Linked DNA regions of Homo sapiens: region 1 is linked to region 2. The links are chromatin contacts, found by Hi-C or POLR2A ChIA-PET in ENCODE. All regions are on one chromosome and are shown on one strand. Each heading gives the region's core, a stretch centred on a gene start or an enhancer-like site at or near the end of the contact. The rest is flanking DNA. Distances are from core to core; before and after follow the strand shown. Region 1 holds the start of SLC35C1 (solute carrier family 35 member C1). Region 2 holds the start of TP53I11 (tumor protein p53 inducible protein 11).

Region 1 (4,283 bases), core at 1,784-4,283, 850 kb after region 2:
TGACTGGCAGAAATAATTTCCTGCTGACATTATTAGTGGCTCCCAGCCAAGGCAAGAAAATGAGACTACACCCATAAAGGAACTATTACAGCCCTTCAGCTGCCACGTTGATGATCTTATGCTCTACCTCACACCAAATTCACACCCTGGATAATCACTGTTGGCAAGACCTAAAATTTCACCCTTTGTGGATGGTTTAAACAATTAACATTCCTTAAAGAAAATTCAAAAGCAAACCATTTATGCAAGGTACACAATTCCCAGGGGCCTTAGACCCCCTAAGAAACATCCCCACCCCTCCTTTCCCTCATAAGGGATAAAATGATTAGAATCCAGGAAACTTGCTGTACTGGCCTGTTAACAACCTTAATCCAAGGGAGTGACACTAATGACAGAATTTCAGGTATGATGTGAGAGATTGGAGACAGGGGTATACTTTGGCCTCCATAGAGAGCCCACACTGTCCCCCACACACGCAGCACTGACTGCCCCTGGGCCTCTCTCAGCGAAGTGCATCTGGCCTATATACAAGATATATCTCTTCCCTCCAGTTCAAGGTGGCAGCAGTCATCAGACAAGTTCCTGCTAATGTGCTAAGGAGAAGGCCCTTCCAGATCACCAGGGCCTCTCAGGGACAAGTTTGCCCTGTCTGTCACTAAATTGTTTGTCATGGTGAACTCTCGGGCATAAGAGAGGAGAGACTGGAACAGATACGAATTGCTCTTAATGAACCAAAACCCACAGCTTCAAAGGAAAATCCCAGAGGTAGACTCTCCAGGTGGGGTTGAGGAGACCAGCTCAGTCCCTCTTGAGTCTTTCTTTCCCCAAAGGGATATTTTAGTTCCAAAAGTGACAAGGTAACCAGATGGTATCCTCCAGGTGGAGAACAGCCCACAACTAGGAAGCAGAGTCTCATTCCTTGAGGAGGAAGAGGGGAGTGCTAGTACCCGGGGCTAGTGGAAGAGGGTAGGGTGTGGGCCCGGCTCGTTGTGGGGCAGCTGTTTACTTCACTGCAGCCTGCAGCCCTCCCATTTCCCTACAGCCCACCCAGGGCTGCGCTCAGCTCCAGTGAAGGTTTGTGCAGTTAGGATCTGAGAGTTTAAGCGTACTATATAGGTTTTACCTTTTTATTCTGGAAATTTGCAAATGTACACAAAAGTAAGGAAACTCTTATAATGGGTCCTTGTGTATCTACGCCTAGCTACAACTATCAATGGCTTATCTTATTTAATCTATCAACCTTTTAAAAAAAATCTTTTTGAGGTCAGGCACGGTGGCTCACGCTTGTAATCCCAGCACTTTGGGAGGCCGAGGCCGGCGGATCACCTGAGGTCAGGAGTTAGAGAACAGCCTGGCCAACACGGCGAAACCCGGTCTCTACTAAAAATACAAAAAATAACCGGGCGTGGTGGTGGACGCCTGTAATTCCAGCTATTCGGGAGGCTGAGGCAGGAGAATCGCTTGAACCCGGGAGACGGAGGTTGCAGTGAGCTGAAATAGCACCACTGCACTCCAGCCTGGGCGACGGAGCGAGACTCCGTCCCAAAAAGAATAAATAAATAAAAATAAAAAATATTTTTGGTAAGTATTCTTAGTATTTTAAAACAAATCCCAGCCATGACATCATCTTACCCGTTAATTAAATGGCACTAATTAAATGGTGCTTGAAATATTACAAACATCTATGTTCGACCATACCACCTAGAGTTCTGGGCAAGAAGGTTGGGACCCACAGGTCAAGCCTAGCCCCTTAGTTTTACCATGAAGATAACTCAGGCCGTCGGAGAAAGTGGCCTGCCCAACGCAGGTGCTAGAGCGCGAACCAAGAGAAGTCGATCCTCCTGGTCTCCCCGGCTGCCTGGTGAGTGGCAGACCACAGGCTAGACTTCCCAGGCCCCGGCCCTGGAAGGGGCGGGGAACCCTCCCCCTCACTGCCAGCTGGAAGAATCCGAGCGGTCCCCGCACGCACTTCTGGAAGTGCAAGCCGGTAGCGCGGCGGGCCAGGGATACAGCCAAGTCCCGGGACGTGCCAGCTGCGGTAACTGAAGCCGGGTCCCGGGCGGGCGGGGGTACCAGGGACAGGAGTAGCCTTGGAAAGAGGAGAGGGCCTCCTCCCACGACCGTCCGGATCACCGCCTCTCCGCCGGCACCCCCGGGGCCCATGCCGCGAACAGGCCGGCGAGGCTGGCAAGGTGCCCGGGCCCGGGGCGGAAAGCAGGAAGTCGATCCCGCGGGCGCGGCCCAGGGTGCGGCGCTGCAGATGCAGCACGGGGTCGCGGGGCGGGCGCCCAGTGCACCGGAGGAGGTGAGCGCCAGGTCGCCTTCGCGGCCCGGGGACACAGGCAGGGACGCGGGAGCTGATGCGGCTGGACCGGCCGGGGAAACAGTATTTTCTGGAAGGGGTAAGAGATGCTGTCTTGAGCCTTTGGAATCTCGGATCCGGGCCGCCCAGAGGACCTCGACAGGAGCACAGGGAGGACAAACTGAAGTCCGAGAGAGGCGGCGTGGCCTCCGGCCTCGGGGAGCGCTGCCGGGGGTCTCGGGCTTGGGAGAGGGCCTGGGGGCGGTGAAAATGGGGGGAAAGGAGGGGACCACAACATTGTTATGGAAGAGTGAGCTCGGATTGGCAGAGGGACGCGGGGCTGCAACGCGAGTCTCCGGAGGTGGAGGGGTCCAGGCTGATGTAGCGCCGCCCGGGTCCTGGGTCGGGGTTCCGGGAAGTGGACCTGCGAGCCAAGCCTAGCCAAGTCGGGGGACGGAGGCTCCGGGGCGGACGGAGCTGAGGGTGGGCAGGCGAGGTTGATGGAGCCCTTCCAGGAAGCAGGGCGAGGCTCAAGCACCCAGAAAAACCTGTGGCTGCCGAGGTCCCCCGCCAGCAGCGGGCAGCGGAGCGCAGGGGCGGGGCTGGGGACTGGCGAACTCCGCCTCTCTGGGGCTGTCGCTTTAAGGGCAAGGCGGGGCGTGCGGGCCCTTTAAGGCCACGTGGGGGCGTGTCAGGAAGTGAGTCCAGGGCCCGCCTCCCGGGGAGTCGGCCTCGGATGTCCGGAGGCTCCTGGGCTGAGCCGGCGACAGAGCCCGGGAAGGCAGCGAGACGTGGGCGCCGGCCCAGCCCCCTCCCGCGTCCTTCAGCCCCAAGCCCCGAGCCCCTCTGACCCTTCCGCAGCCCTCCCTCCAGCCGCGCCCGGCCTCCGGCAGCTCCCTGTACGCCTCCCTCCCCCTGCCCGCCCCTCCCTCCCACAGCCGCCCATGACGCCCTCTCGGCACCTCTTCCCACTCTGCCACGCGTCCTTTTCCTGCACCTTCGCCCCGCGTACCTACTCCTGCCCCGCCCTGCCATTCCTCTCCCCTCCCTTCTCTCTGCGACCCCTCCCTGTTAGGCCCCAGCCTCTTCTCCCCTCACAGGTCTTCTCTGTCCTGGCCTCACCGCCTTATCCTATTCCTCTCCCTTGCCCTGTGTCTTGTCTCAGAGCCCCCTCGGGGTGGGAGTAGGTTGTGGAGCAGCACAACTGGGCTCACCCCAAAGCAGAACTTCTCAATCCATGAGGACAATGGGGAGGCCTTTAGGCCAGCCCACATGTGACAATGGAGGGCTGCGGCTTCCTTGCGGAGAGCACAAGTGAGCTCACTGCCCTGGACTCCAGGGAATCAGAGTTCTGGCCGCGGGGTGACCCAGCTCCTCTGCTACCATGAATAGGGCCCCTCTGAAGCGGTCCAGGATCCTGCACATGGCGCTGACCGGGGCCTCAGACCCCTCTGCAGAGGCAGAGGCCAACGGGGAGAAGCCCTTTCTGCTGCGGGCATTGCAGATCGCGCTGGTGGTCTCCCTCTACTGGGTCACCTCCATCTCCATGGTGTTCCTTAATAAGTACCTGCTGGACAGCCCCTCCCTGCGGCTGGACACCCCCATCTTCGTCACCTTCTACCAGTGCCTGGTGACCACGCTGCTGTGCAAAGGCCTCAGCGCTCTGGCCGCCTGCTGCCCTGGTGCCGTGGACTTCCCCAGCTTGCGCCTGGACCTCAGGGTGGCCCGCAGCGTCCTGCCCCTGTCGGTGGTCTTCATCGGCATGATCACCTTCAATAACCTCTGCCTCAAGTACGTCGGTGTGGCCTTCTACAATGTGGGCCGCTCACTCACCACCGTCTTCAACGTGCTGCTCTCCTACCTGCTGCTCAAGCAGACCACCTCCTTCTATGCCCTGCTCACCTGCGGTATCATCATCGGTGAGTGGCAGCTGGGGCCACGGGGGATAGAGTGGTCATGGGGACTGAAGCAGTGAAGAACA
Region 2 (4,591 bases), core at 28-2,527:
GCGAGGGGACCCAAGGCGAGCGCCCCGCCCCGCCCCGCCCAGCGGGGCGCGCCGGGGTGGGCGCGGCGTTCTGGCCCTTCCTCCACACAGCCTCCCCCGGGTAGGTGCGAGTGTTCTGCCCACGGCAGGGGCCCTAACCCACCCAGCGCCCGGCCAGTGGCCCCACACTGTACCCTTCCTGCAGATCGCGCGACTTTGGGGAGAGTGGGGGGCGTCTCCACCTGTGCGTCCCCTACCCACCCCCTAACTGGGCTAAGGCGCGGCCTGGGTTTCTGCCCGCCCCTTTCCAGCCTGGGGACGGGGGACTCTCTCAGCCTCGCCCCTCCCCCTGCAATCTGTCCCTGATGTCCCCGCTCCAGACACTCACCCACTTTCTGAGACCCAGGCCTCAGCGCCGGTGTCCCCCGGCGGTGAGCTCCGAGCCGTTAGGCGGCCCCGGGTTCTCCGGCCCAGGGCCCCTGCCCCCAGGCCCCCACCCCAGAAGGTCGGGCCAGACTTGTGGGCAGCGGGAACTCCGCCACCACCTCCGTCCGCGGCCCTGCGGGGGCAAAGACTGGGGGAACTCGCAAGTTTGCGCCGCGCACTCCTCCTGCCGGGAACAATGGCGGGAGGGGGAGGGGACAGAGAACCGAGCGCGGGGGACCGAGTCAGACCCCGGGGAGACAGAAACTGCTTTCGCTCCGTTTCTCTCCTGCTCTGAAGCAGAAAGCTCGAGCCCGAGAGGCAGTGGCCGAGGACGAAATAAGCAGTCCAGGAGGAGGGCGACCGCGGAGCCGGGGGAGAGGGGAAACCGAGTCAGAGGGAGGGGCGGCGAGGGGAGAGCGCGCAGGGGAGACGGAAGGGGCTGCGGGACGGCGCCTTGGGGAGCTGGGGAGGCGACCCCCTGGGGTCCCAGCGGGCTCAGCGGGTGCCGAGATGTCCCGGGGCGCCCGGTTAGCGCGCGCGGGGTCCCGGCCGCCCCTCTGCGGTCCCGTCGGCCGCAGGAGCCCCGCTGGGTTGCGCTGCGCAGGCGGCGGGCGGCGGGAGGGGAAAGTCCGCGGCTCGGAAGCGGCGGCGGGGAGCAGAACTTACGGGCCTCGCGCGTGCCGGCGCTGGGCTACGTGGAGCTGATGCCAGGCGGAGGCTCCGGGCTCGGACGCCTCACATCGCGCCGCCCGTGCCGGGCCGGGCAGTGCAGGGCAGGGCAGGGCAGGGCAGGGCAGGACAGGGCAGGGCAGGGCAGGGCCGGGCCGGCTGGACTGCGCGCGGCGCCCTGCGCGGCCGGGGCTTACCGAGTCTGGCGGCCCGCGCTGGTCCCTCCTCTCGGTTCCGCGCACAAGCCAATGGCGCGCCGTCCCCTCCCACGCGCCGGGCTGCCTCGCCCCCAGGGTGGCCGCCGGGGCGGGCGGGATGGGGGTTGGCGGGGAAACCAGGCTCCCGGCTCCCCCGCGAGGCTCTCCCGGGGGCCGCCTGCAGGGGGCGCACGCGCGCCCGAGAGAAGGCGCCGGGGGAGGAAGCCGCGCGGGGAGACCCTGGCGTGGCCCGCGCCGCCCAGGATGACTTTCCTGGCAAGTTCTGCAGACGGTGCCCCTTTCTTGGGACGATCAACGTAGATGGGCAAACCACACCATCTTAAATAGCCTTGCGGTGTCTCCCGGGCCCAGGCCGGTGCCTGAAATGGAAGGGACTGCTTTGGCTGGCGGTGATACCCAAGTGTGTAATAACACAGTCACGACAATAGTCACCGTTTGCTGCGCACTCTCTGATGCCAGACACCATATGCTAAAGGAGTTACAAGTATTAACTCATTTGATTTTCACAGCAACCCATAAGGGCGCTGTGCTTAGTCCCATTTTACAGGCCATGGTCGTTAAAGTTTGAGTTCACTCAGCCTTCAGGCTTCCAGCCTAGGCCCACCCTTCTCTCTCCCTGCTTGGTGTGACTTGGCCAAATAACATGACCCCACTGTCACTACGGCCACCTTCTTCATACTCCACCCTAAAATCCAGCCTCAGAGATGCTGCTGTCAGTTGCGCTGTCAGGAGGCTAGGATCTTATCTGGGGCTCTAGGACGCTTGTTGGCGCTACAGTTGTCAAACCTTTTGTCTCTACACATCCTATGGGGGGCTGGGGTGAGGATGAGGGTTGGGGGTCATGGAGGCTCTCTGGTGGCGTGTCAACCTGAGAGAACCAGGCTCCTACAGACAAGGCCCCACCCCCAAATTCTGGGCTCCTTCAACCCCTTATGGTGGGAAAATAATGTGCTCTCTCCCACCCCAACCCCCACCACCCTGTGCTCTCCTTAGAGAAATGCCTGGATCTCTTTCATCTGATCTGATGGTCACAGTGGGCCAGGAACCGGGGTGGGGGGCTGCGGGAAAAGGAAGGCAAGGCTGATGACATGCTCCATTTCACAAGTAAATAAGACAGAAAGAGGTGAGTGGCTGCCTCAGGCATCTAGCTAGGTGGGCATTCTGACTCCAGGTCTCGGTTCTGTCTGCACCAGTTCCTTAACGGTTAATAGAGCAGGCTCTGGAACCAGATCACCTAGGTTCAAATCCTGACTCTGCCTTTTAGTGCCTGTGTGGCCTTGGACAAAGTAAGTCACCTAGAGCAACCAATAGTAAGAACCGGCTATGGTTGCTGTAGAGATTTAGAGTTAATAGGAGCTGCTCATGTTTACTGTGCATGGACTCTGTGCCATGCAGGCTCCCACTGTCCTCACCAGAGCTGGGATTGGGCAGGAGAGTCTGTGCCCTTGGCAAGGAAGTAAACAGAACAGTCCTTGGTTCATAGTAAGTGCTCAGTGAATATAAACTGTCCTGATTACTAAGGTAGATAAACTCTGATGCCCCAGTGCCACTGACACTGCCCCCAGCCAAACACCTAGACAGTGATAGCCAATAATGAATGAATCAATCAATCAATCAAAGTATGTGACTCTAGATGAGGATTATTTTTAAGGTGTGTTGGGTGGAGCCATCTGACTCAAGGCTCTATAGTAATTTCTGCAACAACTCAGTCTCACCTCACTGCCTTTACAGAGCTGGGCCAAGCTGGGTTGATGAATTCATTTGTCACTCCCTCTTCTGCCTTTCTGGCACTCAGGGCTCTGGATTGCTGAAGGGAGGGCCCCCAGCGTCATTCATGTGCAATGTCCTCCCAGACTTGGGGACACCTGCCAGTGCTCTGCTTGGTGTAACCCTAAAGACTAGCAGCAGGGTCTGTGCTTGTAATCCCAGCCAGCCTGATCATACATCAGTGGGAGGCCTTTGTCACAATCACTCCAAGTTTTCCAACATGGAAGAGGCTGCCTTAGTTGTCATGAATGAGTGCCCTGTCACTAGCAGCATGCAAGCAGAATCCAGGGAAGGGTTGATGAGGACAGCAGAGGAAGAATTCCCACCTTAAGTGGTATTTGGAGTGGATAACCTTTGCCCTCTGGGTGTCTGTATTCTCTCAGTCTCCTTATCAACGGGGAAGCTGGGGAGGCTGGGAGCTCAGGCTGGGCCAAGGCTGCCCCACCATCCTTTGTGAACGAGGCCATCCTGACAGTGCCTCACCCTTATGCCAGGCAAGGTGCTATGTGCTGGGGCCCCAGGGGTGAACAGGACAGTGTCCCTGTCCTTGGAGAGTTCACAGCCCCCTTGTAGATGACTGCACAGATAGTCAACAGCAGCAACAGTAACCGCTCAAGATAACAGGCAAAGTGCTTGGAGGGGGACCAGGGGAGAAGCAGCTGGCTCTATCCATAACCCCCTGCATCCGCTCTCCAGAAAGCACCCATTAGAGGCTCTTATTGTCTTCCTCCCTATATACTTTTCATTTATTTATTTACTTATTTATTTATTTTGAGATGGAGTCTCGTTCTGTCGCCCAGGCTGGAGTGCAGTGGCGTGATCTCGGCTCACTGCAAGCTCCGCCTCCTGGGTCCATGCCATTCTCCTGCCTCAGCCTCCCGAGTAGCTGGGACTACAGGCACCCACGACCACACCCGGCTAATTTTTTGTATTTTTAGTAGAGTCGGGGTTTCACCATGTTAGTCAGGATAGTCTCGATCTCCTGACCTCATGATCCGCCCGCCTCGGCCTCCCAAAGTGCGGGGATTACAGGCGTGAGCCACCGCGCCCGGCCCCTATATACTTTTCTAAAGTGATGTGTCCAGTTCAGAAACATCCCTTAGGCAGCCATTCTGCCCTCAACTCTTCTGAGTTACCTGATCTTTACACTGGGCATAAAAAAAAAACTCACCTCACTGGGCTGCTGTGAGGAGTAACATTGACATTCATTAAGTGTGCCCCTAACGACAGGCAAGAATAGATGCTTGGTGCACGGTAACAATGAGGAGTCATCATTATTCTAGGTGAGAGTGAGATAAGTCGGCTAGGACCTTGGCTCTGCTCCTAAGTAGCTATACGACCCTCGCCTGCACGGATATAAAAATATCTGCCTCATAGAACTTGTGAGAGTCAAGTGAGGTGATTCGATGAAAAAGGTTTGCAAACTGGAAATGCTGATTCCTATTATTGACATTATTATTGTGATTCTTACCTTGGTGAAGTGTTCCTCTCAAGGCCCCAGGGGGGTGGGGATGGGAGTGGGGTTGGGGATG

Evidence for each region. A loop is a pair of places that touch in the nucleus more often than their neighbours do. ChIA-PET counts read pairs that join two places held with the same protein, here RNA polymerase II (POLR2A). Pooled maps may share reads with other maps.
Region 1: a loop to region 2 is called in a map of ascending aorta, with 3 times the contacts of the local background. The contact joins the promoter of SLC35C1 here to the promoter of TP53I11 in region 2. A Hi-C loop is called at or near these places in 1 of 168 maps with a recorded cell type or tissue (ascending aorta) and 5 of 50 pooled maps. POLR2A ChIA-PET finds 5 or more read pairs at or near these places in 1 of 52 experiments (Panc1).

The regions. Positions count from the first base shown.
Region 1 is chr11:45,802,116-45,806,398 of GRCh38, forward strand. It overlaps SLC35C1 (solute carrier family 35 member C1), which reads left to right and starts at 3,034. Exons shown (of 2, transcript NM_018389.5): 1 at 3,034-4,221. The coding sequence starts at 3,687. RefSeq lists an enhancer at 1,829-1,988 and silencers at 2,159-2,328, 3,059-3,288.
Region 2 is chr11:44,949,606-44,954,196 of GRCh38, forward strand. TP53I11 (tumor protein p53 inducible protein 11) reads right to left here and starts at 1,278. Exons shown (of 7, transcript NM_006034.5): 1 at 1,072-1,278. RefSeq lists silencers at 1,048-1,177, 1,208-1,467.